Linked DNA regions of Homo sapiens: region 2 is linked to region 1. A link is an interaction called in ENCODE POLR2A ChIA-PET data of the cell type or tissue named here. Cell type or tissue: A673. All regions are shown on one strand. Links, peaks and the distances in the headings refer to the core of each region. The heading gives the core; the rest is flanking DNA.

Evidence for each region. Peaks named below come from ENCODE experiments on the same cell type or tissue, not always from the same donor. Only the 100,000 strongest peaks of a DNase experiment are listed, where the experiment ranks them.
Region 2: POLR2A ChIA-PET joins it to region 1 with 5 read pairs; 1 of 35 experiments calls an interaction of 5 or more read pairs at or near these places.

Annotation. Positions count from the first base shown.
Region 1 is chr3:8,150,699-8,155,099 of GRCh38, reverse strand. No RefSeq gene overlaps it. Among named protein-coding and RNA genes, the nearest start is that of LMCD1-AS1, 350 kb to the left of the region's middle. In A673, for the core only: a CTCF peak has its summit at 2,047; DNase peaks (open chromatin) are centred at 349 and 2,079; H3K27ac peaks cover 2,183 bases.
Region 2 is chr3:8,296,437-8,300,837 of GRCh38, reverse strand. The region is part of intron 3 of LMCD1-AS1 (LMCD1 antisense RNA 1); the gene reads left to right. Among named protein-coding and RNA genes, the nearest start is that of LMCD1-AS1, 200 kb to the left of the region's middle. In A673, for the core only: no CTCF peak of the experiment used is centred there; DNase peaks (open chromatin) are centred at 2,617 and 3,197; H3K27ac peaks cover 3,954 bases.

The DNA.
Region 1 (4,401 bases), core at 277-4,276:
AGATGCCATCTTGTTAAAGTCTCAGCGAGGTGAGCAGTGCAGCATACCTTATGCCCCCTCCTACAAGTTTGCAATTAACATTTTATCTGCCCTATGTCTTAAGTCACAGCTTTGTCACCATTTCCTGGAGGCTGAAGGACTTTAATTACAGAAGCAATGCACTCATCCACTTCCTGCTGTATTCTGATGTCACCACCTCTGAGCTCCAGAGAGAGGTCAGGCTGATCCTAGGAAGTCATGTGGCTCAAATCCAATATTTTAATTTACAGACCCAGTAAATGGCTTCATCAATTAAGACTGGCTGTACTTGCAGCAGACTTGCCGGGCCACAGCTGGAGCTTTGATTCATTTCATTTCTTACTGACGCTATCACAGAGTGGAGGGATGGCCAACGTTTCATTGGGCTATGGAGAGCTGCCAGATTTAAAAGGAAGACTAATAATTGAGGAGGATTCTAAATGGTAGGATTGGCTTTTGAAATGACAGCACATATGTCATGCTGGCTAAATGACGGTGCTTAATGGGGGTCCAGGAAAAGAGACACACATTATTTTATAGTTTGTTAGCAATTAATAAATCCCATCTCAGTGAATTAGCCCAGATCAGGCTTGGTTTTTGGTTTGGTTTAACTGCAAGTAAGTGGAAGTTCTTCTCCATTTGGTTTTTTAGGGGTCCAGGGTCTATCCATCTTTTGACCCTATCAGGTCCATACCATTTTCTCCAAGAGAAAAAGATAATGGAGGAAAATGCTACCTTTCGGAGGGTGAGGTTGGGGCTGACGCTTTCTTCCTTTCAACCTCAGGTCAGGATTAATCTTGGGACCCAGGATGAGGTTGGGCCTGCAGAAGCATATGTGTGGGTGAGGGAGTTGAAGTCAGAAGGAGGTGGAAGGAGTGAGGTTGGTCCAAGTGTAGTAACAGGAGTAAATTGTAGGAGCCAGGAGGGTCAAAACCTATCTCATTTCTTTCTCAAGCCCACAAGACCTGCTCTCTGCCAGTAGGACAATGAGGCTATAATGAGCTCATTCCTGTTCCCCAAATTTAAACCTGTTTCAGCAGATCATCCAGTTGGCAGTGCTCAACTTCATGGAGCCAGGGAACATAAGTCCTGTGGGGAAAGCTCTTTTTGGCAAAGCCAGCATACTGAGAGCATTTGTATAGCTCTCAGCTCTACACATAATCCTTTGGAATTAATATCACACAATCAGATTTTTGTAAAGGGGTGCAGAGGCTAATGACTCACCCCTAATATTATTGGTCTTAGATGAAACATAATTTAGAATATTGTTTTAGCAGAGACACCATAGCTGCTTAAAATACATAGTGGCTATCATTTACATTTGCTGCCCGGTTATTATCTTGCTTATTTACAAAGAAAGTGGCTAGCTGTCACCCCAGCTTTCTTCCATAGTAAATTATGAATAATTTTGTTAAGGTTTGTACTTTGAATTTAAACATAACTGGGCCATTATGACCGGCTGCCGCCATAAACAGGCATATGATTTGCATGTCTACATGAGCAAATTGGAGCTGCAAGCGAGGGCGGCCTCACATCAGTACATTACTCTGCCTCCCCTCCATTGCGTGGAATTAACAACTGCCAGGGAAATCGATTCATAACAGAATGTCTAATCGAAGAGTTAGGACAGGATAATATACAGTTGCCAAAGTGAAGTTTGATATGAAACTTAAATCTTGTCTCTGGCTCCAGACATCGTGGTTGGAAATGCAAATTGTTCCTTTTAAGACTCACTTGCAAATGGAAGGAGCAATTTCTGAGTTAATGGACACCTGGGAATTTCCCCCACCCACTGGCAATTGGAGGTTCAGATTTATTATCAAGTTACTGGGCCCAGGACTCCTCTCGTTTTCCACAGCTTTCATCCCCATCAAGGAAGCTGCGTTTGGATTCCATCAAGTTCTTAAACTTATACTTGTATTAACTTTGAATGATTCTAGTGGAGCGTGTCACTAGTTGTGGCAGGATTATTTATGAGTTAAATTATTCTGACTCAGTTAGAAAAGCACTTGAGCTTCTAGCCCTGGTGGAAGGAAACAGAATTGACAGCGTGGCTCCTCAGGGAAGCTCGTTGTTTATCATGACTTTTGTCACAGAAGCATTTCCTCAGAGATCTGACAGCAGACCCCCAGGGAACTGGGTCTCAGCTGGCACTGGCTTGGCTGAGACCCCTTCTATGGGCATTGGTTATGGATGGGATGAGGAGGAATGTGTGTGTCAGTGGGGGATGTATTTTTTACCACTTACTTCTTTTTGAGAAGCCAACTTTGATATCCCAGTGGGTACGTACTTAAGGTACCTACAAGGCAGGAGAACCCATCCAAAATGTTCTTTGGAAAGTTTTGGTATGTGAAAAAAAACATCCAGGTAATCATTCTAGGAGAACCAAGAACTACCTTGGCTGCTCTCAAACATCTTTTCTGATTTATTATTTAAATTAGCATTGATTGGGTTGATGTGTGCACCATCACCTTGCATTACTTGAGCCTCTAAATGTCTTATCAGGACCTTATCAATGGCCCAGCTTCATGTATGAACCAGCTGGGTGAGGCAAGAAGACCAGGGAAGGAGAAAGGCAGGAGAAATCCATTAGTGGAGAGCACTGAGTCAGAGACCAGATGCTAACACTGCGGTGGTTCTCTGTCTAACACTCACCCTATTTCAGGTAAAACCATAGCACTATGGAAGGCAAAGTTCCCTGGATCAAGGGCCAGGGATGCTAGGTCTAGTCTTGGTCTTCGTCATCAACCTGATATAAGATCTCAGACTGTTCACTATTGTCCTATGTAAATATAGCTGCTTTCTCATTGGCAACTTCATCCAGTTTTCCTCCTTGGGTTGTGGTAGTATCTATGGAAAGGCAAACAATGAAAGCACTTTGAAAAGTAAAAAATGCTTGCCTCTATCTTCTTAAGAGTACAAAGCTGGACCCTCTGAAGCCAAATCCTACACTGCAGCAAATATATTAGAATAAGGCTTTCATTCTTAGGCAATTTATGGAAAATATTTTTTGAATTCCTTGTTTTATATAAATGGATGTAATAATCAGAATTGTACTATGTCAGAGCAATTTTTTTCAGAAATGATTTAGGAGATAAGAACCAGATCGACTAAATTACACCTGTTGTAGTTGTTTATTTGAGATACACACACACACACACGCAGAAACACACATACATATATATACACACACATACATACACATTTGTTGAGAAGTTGTCTCGTAGACTAATTGCAATTAATAGGACTCTGATCTCTTTCCCATTTAAACCACTGATTTATGTAGCAAGACAAATGCAAACCTGGGATGTAACATACTGACTAAGAGAAATAAATGATTTCAAGTCAACAGCATGACAAATAGTCAGAACAAGCATCCACCCTCTGGTTATTACAACCTTTTATTATGATCTATCATTAAGCAACCCAGCATTTCATATAATGTGGAAGTTATTAATTTCCCAGAAACAAGTGAGGGTGCTCAGGTCTTTTACCTTCTCTGAAAATAAAATGGAAATTGATTTGGCAAACTTTTTGATTATGACCTGGATAACTGGTACCTTCCTCCTTCTTGTTATATACTGAAAACCAACCACATAGTTGGTCCCAGCTAAAAAACAAAAAAACTTAGAGAAAAATCTAGTCTATCTTTCTCTTTGCACAGATAAGGATACTATGGCCCTCTTAGAGGAAGTTGAAAAGAAGAAGTCTTGACCTGTAGAGCTGAACTATGTGTCTGGTACATAATAGATGCTCCGTAAGTGTTTGTTTGATGATGAATCTTCAGGATGAGGAACTTTCAGAGCAGAACACAATCAAGTGGGAAAATAATGGACTTGGCCGGGAATCACAGGGCTGCAAATGGGAGTCAAGATATCTGAGTTTTAGGCCCAAGTGATACTAGCAACATCTTATATGAAGCATATCACTTCCTTTAGCCTAAGTTTCTGCTATTTTCATTGTGAATAATACTTTCTGTTTTAGCTAACTTAGACCAGTGCTTTAGGGTAAACGAGAAAAGAGGCATAAATGCACTTTGGAAAATGTCATCTAGTCTCCTCTGTAGCTAGTGAGCTTGTCGCGCAGATGAATCAGCAAGATCAGCCTGTCTTTAAAGTAAGACTTAGGAAGCAGCAGAGACAGCTAAGTGAGCTATTCAGCTGATGGCTAAAGTTAATGGCTGCTGTTTATTTATTTCTCTTCAAATCTTCTGGTATGGGAATGAACTTATCTAGATCAGAGCTGTAGGATGGAAATCAGTCTAGGATATTTTGATAATTAGAGTGTATGTATTGTGAGCCTTTTAAGATAAAATACTGGGCTAGAATAGAATTTCAATTTTCTTAGAGTTCAGAATCGAAGGTTTTCAGAATAATACTGCCT
Region 2 (4,401 bases), core at 172-4,171, 150 kb before region 1:
ATTTGATAGCCTCTGAGGAGGTGTGGAAAATGAAGGGAGTACTGTATGATGAGATGAGAAGTATGTTGTGATAAAAATATATATACAAGTATTTATAGATTATTATATATGTACATAGACCAATTGTACTAGATTTCAATGCAATATGAACCAAATTGACTAATGGAAAATATCTTAAGGATTATCAAATTTAGGGTGGTAAAGAGGCTTAAGCCAGTGTGCCAGTCCTGTTCTATTGATAGGGCTTCTCTATGGAGAAGAATTGTGACACTTCATTTTGGCTCAGTTGAAAATGATTGATTAGTGATGCCTGCCGTGGGTCTGGGAATGGGTCATGGCGATACACATGTCAGGGATTTGTTATCCCTGAGTGGTCCAGTGGTCTCTCTCTTCGTAGGGCAGAGGCTTACTCAAAGTCACACAGCAAATTTACAACAAGGTATCTGGGTGTCTTAACTCAATTCCAGTGCTCATTTCCACCACATTGCCCATTCTGACTCTTTGAGTGTGTCCTAGCTTAATATTCCTCTTATTGGGGGAGAAAGAAGCAGTGAGAGAGAATTTCCTCTGAGAGAAAGTGGCAATGACATGCTCATTAATGTAGTGATCATGTAGAGTCATCTTGACCCACTTGAAGGCCTGGGGGTCTACCCCTCTTACACCACGCTGACTGAGTGCCAGATAGGATAGAATGGTGGTCCAAACCCTGCAGAGGGAAGTAGAAGGTGGGTCAACAGACATTGGATGAGCTTAACTCACAGATCAGAAGTGACTGAGTCAGCCGGGTGCTAATGTGTTAGGGCTGGGAGGAGGGGGGTCAGGGGCAATCTTGAAACTAGGGAGAAGACTCCTTTTTTGTTTCTTTCTCACAAGAAGCCATAGCCCTGGGAGGAACTTTTCAAAGAAACTGCAGGAGTATAGAGACAGCACTGGGAATCTTCCCAGCCTTCATTTTCTTTCTGCCAGCATTCACTGAGTATCTGCTTTGTGTAGGGAGATCAGGTCATGCAGAAGTGGGGATGGTGCCTTCATTCTACCTTTCTAAGAGCACTGAGAATTTCAGGGATACCATGATCACTTGGTTTTCTTCAAACACTGTTTGTTTGTTTGTTGAGGGGAAATTTCTTCCCCCCAAAATTAAAGAAACTAAATGGGGGCTGGTGTTTGAGTTAAAACTAACCAGAGGCCTCCTTAGCATATATGGCCCAGCCTTTTTACGTTGGACAAGATACTTAATCTCTCTGTGCCTCAGTTTCCTCATCGGCAAAAATGTACCCACCTCCTAGGTTGCTGTGAGGATGAAATAAGTGGATTTATGCAAAGCATTTAGATGGATGCCTGGTACATCGTAAATGCTACATATGCATTGGCTATTTTTTAATTAAGTAAAAACTGTATATATTTATGGTATATGACACAAAGTTTTCATATATGTATACACTGTGGAATGACTAAATCAAGCTATTGATATTCATATGCATTACCTCACATACTTACCATTTGTGTGTGTGTGTGTGTGTGTGTGTGGGTGTGTGTGATGTGAACACTTAAAATCTATCCTCTTAGCGTTTATTAGCCCTGCAAACTTGGGTTAACACTGTAATTTTTTTTTTTGCCTCCTTGTTTTCATACTTTTTAAGATAACTTATACCATGGGTTTCCCCATGGAGAGAAGGAGAAATAGGTATATAGGAAAGAAAAAGACATCTCCTTTTTCTGAAGCTAAAGATTTAAAACATTTGAGATGAACCTTCTAAATCAAGAATCATAATCTTCAATGACTTGACAGTGCAGCCACAGATTGAAGTAAGTACTTTGCAGAATAGAATCAATGGAAGAACCTTAGAATTCTAAGGTTCTCAAAACTTGGTTGGAATGACCTGGTGCATATTTTGAAGCACCAATTGTGCTGTTATAGAATTCTCTCCTGGGGAGATAATGAACTGATAAGATTTTTTTTTCTGGCTACCACACTCATGGGTTATCAGGAAAGCCCAGGTACCAGAGAGGAACACAGTCATATCTGCAGTAGGCACCGCTCCTGGGTCAATAGCTTCGTATTGTATAGGAGATTGGCACATTGCCAGTTGATTCTCAAGGTGTTGAGATGGCCTTAGTTGATGAAATATTGATCTCAGGCTGTTGGTTTCAATGGAATTCAGGAGTGAGTTGCAATAAAACAAGCTTGTATTCAGTTCTCTAGAGAGTTGCCATTCTGTTAATTTCTCTTTGCATGTAACTTTGCCTTCCATCCTGAGAAAACACAAGTTGCCTTTCTTACAAAACGGACCTTTATGGAACGACAGGAAAATGTGTTAGGAGAAAATAGCAGAGGAAATCCACTTGAGACCTCCAGTGTTCTTTCTGCAAGCTCTGCTAGGTATAGAACGACTCCAAGGCAGTGATGATTTTCAAGCCAGGTTGTAACCAAGGTCACGTGTTCACTAGATTGCCTTATAACTGCAGTGAGATATTTCAAATGTTGGGTAATCAAATCTGATGCAGGAAGAAGAGCTTAAACTTCCAAATTAGGTGCAATACAGGCTGTCTGTGTCTTTGAGACTCCTGAGGTGAGACTGAGCTGAGTGAATTAGAAGCAGGCTTTACTTTGTTTCCTGGTGTACTATCAATTAAGTAATTTCCAGAAGCAACGGCACAGATGGCGTTTTACTTAGTTTTATAGGGTAGTTTTCTACCCTTTTTTATAAAAGGAAATGACAGCAGGAGGCAATAAGACTTTCCTTATTACCCTTTTTGTACTTTCTTAATGAGCCTATTTTGCTCCTACTCTGTGTCTTCCTGGATACGGAGGACAAAAGCATTTTGTCCAGCCAGGTTCCATATTCAACCCTCAATCTATATTCATTTTTTATAAAAGATTTGGCATAATATCATAGGAAGCATTGTTTAAGAGCCAGCCCTCTAAACTAGACCTACGTCTACGACATAAATATGCTTGATGGTATCAAATATGCATCTGGACTTCTTAAGACACATCTTAACCTATATTCATCTGCTATGGACTGAATTGTGTGCACCCCAAATTTCTATATGGAAACCTTAATCCCCAGTGCAATGGTATTTGGAGATGTGGTCTTTGGGAGAAAATTAGGTGGGGCCCTAATAATGAAATTAATATTCTATTGAGAAAGGACACCAGAGAGCTTGCTCTCTGCCTCCCCCCTCCCTCTCTTTGCCATGTGAGGATACAGCAAGAAGACAGCCATCTGCAAGTCAGGAAGAGGGCCCTCACCAGAAACCAACCATATAGGCACCTTGACCTTGGATTTCTAGCCTCCAGAACTGTGAAAAAATACATTTGTGTTGTTTAAGCTACTCAACCTATAGTATTTTGTTATGGCACCTCGAGCTAACTAAGATAGCATCTTAGGTATTACGAACTTAAAAATAGCACAACTAATGCACTGTGGGAGTGCTGGGCTGGGCTGAGTTCTCTCTAACAGAGGGAGAAAGCACCCGTCACTGATAGCCCTCTGAGCCCTCAATTTTTTCCTCCTATGCCACAGTGTCTTGAATTCAGTCAACCTTTGTAGTTTATTTCTTTGGGATTTATAGTGATTTTCTTCTTTGTGGTAGCCCTTTCTTTTATTTTTAAATTTAAATTGAAAAAGGAATACATGTACAAGGTTAGCAAACAAACAACAGTAATAACATTACAAGTGGGCATACAGTGAAAGGAAGTCTCCATCTCACTCTGTATCCCAAGATCTCCAGTTTTCTTCTCCAGAATCAACCACGGTTGACAATGCCTTTGTGTATTTTTCAGCTATTACATGCATATAAAAGCATACATGTGAATACCAACCCTCCCTTTTTAAATACACATGTATGCATACTATCTTCAGTTTTCTGTATCTTGCTGGCAGTGTTAAGCAATGCAAAAACTACTGATAAATTAATACATCAAAGGTGCAACATTTATTTAGGACAGTTGCCCCACTGACTATAGGAACACTTCAACCTAAGGAGGTACAAAGGGACAAAAGGAGGCTGAAAGTGAAGGTGAGGGGTGTTAAGTACAGAATTCAAAGTCTTTGTAAGGGTTGGCCAGTACAAACCCTTAGGTACTGTGGAATTCTATGGTAATGTTATAGCAATATCTCATCGCAATCACTTCACTGTTTCTTTCTTATCTTTCCTGTCTTATCTTAAATGCCACATCAGAAAAACCTCCTCTTTCTAAAATAGCTTCCCTACAGCTCCAGCCAGAGGATTAGCATAGCTTTCTCTGTAGCCTCAAGCACAATTTCCTTCAGTTTGCATGACAGAAACAAGAATAATTTTTGTATCTTACAAATGTGAAATATTTGATCACATTAGAATATGCTCTTTCAAACCATCACCTTTCCTCGTCATTAGAAATTTTGGCATTTACTCCCT